Regions from separate parts of the Mus musculus genome. Here region 1 is linked to region 2. Evidence: chromatin contacts called from ENCODE Hi-C or POLR2A ChIA-PET data. All regions are on one chromosome and are shown on one strand. Each heading gives the region's core, a stretch centred on a gene start or an enhancer-like site at or near the end of the contact. The rest is flanking DNA. Distances are from core to core; before and after follow the strand shown.

Region 1 (2,700 bases), core at 140-2,639, 94 kb after region 2:
TGTGAGGCCAGTGCAGGTAAAGACAGCTGCTATTGGTTACTGATTACAATACTTGTATGGAGTCTAGAGAATGGTGTGTCTTAACCTTTCCCTTATTTTCTAACCACCTCTTCTTCCTTGTTCCCAGAGCTAGAGATGGGGTGGTGTAGCTGACGTTTTTAGGCCTGGGAACACATACTTCACTTATTTTCTGCATCTGCGACAGCCAAGAGGCTGCATTCACCACTCCATTTAAAAAAAAAAAGGAAAACAGAACGTTCTCTTTTTTTCCTCTCAAAGCATCGCTGTCACAGAAGACTTAAATGACAAGACCGCCATCTATTGGGGAAATCAGTACAGCGCGGGATTAATTCACCCCTAGGCTGTTGCAAAGGCCTTACCACTTACTTCTTTTCAAAATCCAAGTTCTTTAAATATCTCTCCCCAAGTTCATATTTCAGTATTTTGTTTTGGCTTTTTAATGTTTGTGTGTTGGGGATGGGACTCTCGCTTCTGAATTTAGTCTATTATTGTTTGGTATGAAATATATAAGCCAGAGGTTGGTAGTCCAGTGGAGACGTTAGGCTGTTTGTCTTTTTTATAATTCACCTTACCCAAATCAGTTCCCCAGTCCCTCGCAGCTTTTCCCCTCCCCGCACCCATTCTCCTCTGAGAAGAGGGATTCCCACCACACCTGTATTCACTAGCGCCCCCCAGCCCCTCCCGCCCAGCACATAATCACTGCAGGACTAAGCATATCCTCTCTGACTAAGGTCAGACAAGGCGACTGGGTTAGGGGAAGGAATCCACAGGCATTCAACTAATTCAGGGACAGCTCTTGCTCCAGTTTTGGTGGTGGTGGGGCGGGGGTGGGAGCTGTCGTTTATCTAAAGGGTTTAGAACCCCGAGTGGGGCTCAGATACCGGGTGGAGCGTCCTTCCAAAAACACTTGTGGTCGGCGCTCTCACAAGAGTGTGTGGAGGCTGTGCAGAGCCGGAGCAGCCTGAAAGCTGGAGCTGTGTGAAAGGCAGCCTGAGACAAAGTGGGAAGGACTGGTCTCTGATGGGGCGCAGATGCTCACCCGGAAACATATTTGGAGATCGGAGATCCGGAAGCACATTGGGAGGATTTTCGACTTAATGGAGATGTGTAGGGGAACTGTGTAGAGTGTGAGGAATTAGGAGAAACACGTGGGTGGAAGCTGGGACGCTAAATTACTGAAGTTTGAGAAGTTTTACCTAGAGCCAAAGCCAGAAGTCGCTTCGACAGGTTTCCCCCGTGCACGCGGTCCTGCACCGTGGGTAATCGCGTGGTGCAGATCTGGGGTCGAAAGATACGGTGGACTTGGGGGAAACTAAAATTCCTGGCTGCCGCGGGTGCCGCGGGTGCCGCGGGGCATCCTGGGAGAGTCAGTCAGCAATCAGCAGCGCAGCTGGAACTGCAGCCAGGCTACCAGAGCTGCTGGGCTAGGAAACAGGAAGGAGCAGTTTCTTTTCTGTTCCTGAGGAAGCTGGCTCTGAAATTCTGCGGTGGATGTCTTCCCTTGTGGATACATTTTAGCTCATATAAAGTGGAGTAATCCTGGTTTTTGTTTGTTTGCTTGTTTTTTGTTTTGATCTTCTGATTACCAAAATATTCTTATTAGAATATTCTAAGAGAATATCAGTTCTCTTTGTTGAGGTGAAACGGACCAAGCTCTTGGAATTTACACTCATCCACGCTAACTCCCAGGGTATATATATATATACTTAGTGACTTGGCATCCCTGTAGAACTTTTAGATATTAGTCATGTCTGAAAAGCACAAGAGGCAATGTACCAGTTTTTAGGTTTTACATATTTTTCTGTTTTCTGTCTGATGCGGATATATGCATTCTGTGTTTGGTGACATGCACCCTTCTTGATCAAGGACTTTTTATCTAACGGACTCTTTACCATTTCCTAATACTCTCTGCTTTGTATGTTAATACTTTTGACTTTTCTGTCACTACTATAGTTATGATCACTAGCCATCTTTACTGAACCCCATATTCATGGCATTTAAAGAAATCTTTCTCAATATTTTTTATCTTTAGATATGAAATCTTTTGTAGAAAATATCTTTTAATATCTGCTGTCATTTTTCTTTTTTGCGTAGTGTAGTCTGTTTACCTGTTTAGTATAGGGAATATTAATTGAAAGAAGTTCATTTGTTATTGTGTAGGAACTTGAGTATGGACACTGACTGGGTAGAACTGGAATCTCTTTATATTATATATCTTTTATATCTTATGAACTTTTTAATATGTGCAGAGCTTTTTAATATGTGCACATTTTCCCTTCCAGCAGATGCTGAGCAAAATAAATAAGCAGAATATACTTATTTATTGATTATATTTTTATTTGCTTTTAAATAGATTCTGGATTTTAGTCCATTATTCTACACTATACTATACCATATATAATATAATATAATAAATATAATATATAGATACTATAAACACATAAAGTAAATATATCTGCTGGATAAGCTATCTCTTCATACTTAATTTTACTATTTCCCTGAATTTTAAATTTTTACATAGTATATTTTGTCAGTCAGTTCTTATATCAAGTGTTGCCTATTTCTGTTAATCTACAGGATTCACTGTTTCAGATCACACATGAAAGTCTGATTCCTTGTATGATAGGAGAAAATTGGACCCAGGTTCATATTTTATATGCCCATAGACACTTTTCCCAG
Region 2 (2,700 bases), core at 87-2,586:
TTACAATAAATCCCCTTAATGTATATAGAGATATTCCATAAGTTATGTGACTCTAGAGAATCCTAACTAAGACACAAGTTGGTACCAGGATTGGTTCTAGAGGAGCAGAAGTATAAGAATGAATGTCTTAAGAATCTGGAATCCGTTTAATAATTTGTCAGCATCTTCTAATTCACTAGGCACCTTCAACTCCTGAAATTTCTCCAGATACTTTCTCCCCTGGGAGCTTGGAGAATATAGGAGGCCAGTGGTGGAAACTATATGCAAATGCCTTTGATTATCTTGATTCATCAACTGTGACTGGTGTGAATTAGGTGACCCTGTACACGAAGTTTTCTACAATTTGGAGGGAAATAAGAAAACTGATTTGCCTGGCTTGTTGCTCTTAGTATCTCTGGACAAAAACTGGCGAGAGGGGCAACAGCACATTTGAAGAGTTTTGTTCTTGCCCTTTTCCTTGTGCCAGACCTTAGGGTTGGAGATACTGCTACTCAATTGAATGAATTAAATGTAATGGATTTAATTTTGCCCCAAGGTAACAAAGGCCAGGTGGCAGCATCGAATCACCAGAGACAAGGTGATCATAGTTATTATAGTGGGCAATGTAGACAAAACATTCATAATGACCTACCCCATAATGATCACAACTCTGCATTGTGATTACTGTAGTTTTTTACAGTGGTCTCTGTAGTAGAGAAAAGTTTCTTGATAAGGGGTGAAGACTAAGCTTATTCGTGGGCAGGAGAGAAAATGTTTAGTTTATTCTTTGGGATTATGCTGGGTTAGTACAGTCTGTTTTATCTCAAAGCACTTTTATCTTGAGTCACAGAAGACAAACTCCTCTCTGAATTAGGAAAATGGCAAGACCACCATCTAGTGGTGAAAGCCATGCAGCTCAAGATAAATTCACTGACTTCTTGAGACACCTATTTCTTTTCAAAATCCAAGTTCTTTAAATGTCTCTCCGCAAGTCAAATTTTCAGGATTTGGTTTTGACTTGTCATTTTTGTGTGTTGGGATTGTTTGGGATAAGTTTGTCGCTCACGGGCTGGTAGTCAAGTCGAGGTGTAAGGCTATCTTTTATCTGAAGGGTTCAGAACTCAGTATGGTGGTCAGATATCCGGGTGCAGCGTCCTGTCAGATCCAGTTCTAGTCTACGCTGACAGCAAACTTGTGGGGAGTCTGTGGAGAGCGGGTTCAGAGAAGCTTGACAGCTGGAACTGTGTGGACCGCAGCCTGAGACTGATAGGGAGGGACCTGTCTCCGGGGGGGTGGGGCCACTCACCGGAAACAGCCGTTGGGGACAGTATATGGGTGTGGAGGAAGTGTGTTGTGTGGAGGAAGTGTGTTGAATGGAGCTGGGATTAGAGGAGTGGCGTGATAGCTGGGACTGTTCTTTAGTGAACCTAGGTAAGTTGACTGAGGAGCCAAACCCAAAAGTGGCAAGGACGTCTTCCTCGAGGAACTCGCTGGCATGCACCGTGGAGAATCTTGTGATGCAGACCTGGAGTCAGAGGATACAAGAAGGGTTTCAAGGGGACGCAAAAAACTACCCTGAGCCTCAGGTGCCGCGCGGGGCATCCTGGGAGAGTCAGCAGGCAGCAGCCCAACCGGTGGAACCACAGCCCAGTGGGGGAGGGCTGTAACCTACCAGGTTAGAGGAGCTAAGGGGCTGGGAAAGGGAAGGAATCAGACAGGGGTGAGATATTTCCTCGGCTACTCATAAAAATGACAGCTCTCAAAATTCTGCTCTTCATGTCTTGCCCTTGCCCATAGATTTTAGACCATACTAAGTTGATGAATACTGATTTTTTTTCCATTTATTCTCTTGGCAAATTTTTCTTATAGAAGTACTCTAGTGGAGTATTTGAAACTATCTGTTAATATTGGCAAACGTGTTTGGTTTGGTTGTTGTTTTTGTTTTGTTCTTGTTATTTTGCTATGATAGAAAGGACAACGCTCCTGAAATTTACATTAGTCCACACTAATTTCTTTGTATACCTGGGAACTTGGCACCTACGGAGAGGTTTTAACTATCAGTAATGAAAGGAACATGTAAGGAATTTTTAAGAGCAAGGGCATCTTTGCAGTCAGGAGCAAAAGCAATACAACAAAGTCACACCACACAACAAACATCGTGCAAGAGATATATTGCAGATAAACAGAATGGCAGCTACTCTGAAAGGGAAGAGAGTTGGAAGGCTAGGCAGAGGGATGGGTGTTTATAGTGTCTTTGGAGCATGTGAAATGACGTACTGGAAAAGAACAGTGGGTCCTGAAGTATTGCTTGGTCATTAAAGCTGGAACAATGTAATCTGTTAACACTGAGTAATGAAGGGATTTCCAGGTTTTAAGGCCCTGGAGGCACTGAAATGACTAGCCTCCCCTCCTACCCCAGCATCATCCCCAGGTTTCTCTTAGGGCCATAACTGCCATTTCCAGCCCCTTGGGTCAGAAAGTGGCCAAGCTGCTGTCCTAAAGAGAAAGAGAGAGAGAGAGAAAAAAAAAGTCCATGATCAAGCTACAAAGGCTTCCATCATTTTCAGTTCATGATAAGTTCAGAACTTTATTAGTGTATATTATTCTCATTCCAATCATCCAGTTTCATTTCTACCCATAAGTTTTCAAGAAGCTGTGATTGGAAGTGAGGTTCACGCTAGACTAACTGAAAATGTTTTCTAAATATTTTTCAATATTCTG

What was found. Hi-C counts contacts between places; a loop is a spot of excess contacts on that map. ChIA-PET counts read pairs that join two places held with the same protein, here RNA polymerase II (POLR2A).
Region 1: a loop to region 2 is called in a map of gastrocnemius, with 5 times the contacts of the local background. The contact joins the enhancer-like site here to the promoter of Zfp54 in region 2. A Hi-C loop is called at or near these places in 13 of 37 maps with a recorded cell type or tissue (CH12.LX, CH12F3, Patski and 6 more). POLR2A ChIA-PET finds 5 or more read pairs at or near these places in 2 of 5 experiments (Patski and embryonic stem cell).

What each region holds. Positions count from the first base shown.
Region 1 is chr17:21,515,579-21,518,278 of GRCm38, forward strand. It overlaps a transcript of Zfp53 not described here. Among named protein-coding and RNA genes, the nearest start is that of Zfp52, 19 kb to the right of the region's middle. Within about 2 kb of position 1,390, at least 2 of the 3 ENCODE cell types and tissues checked have a DNase peak (open chromatin) inside an H3K27ac peak, as active enhancers do; they include gastrocnemius and heart, where a contact is called at or near this core.
Region 2 is chr17:21,421,908-21,424,607 of GRCm38, forward strand. It overlaps Zfp54 (zinc finger protein 54), which reads left to right and starts at 1,337. Exons shown (of 5, transcript NM_001379357.1): 1 at 1,337-1,410.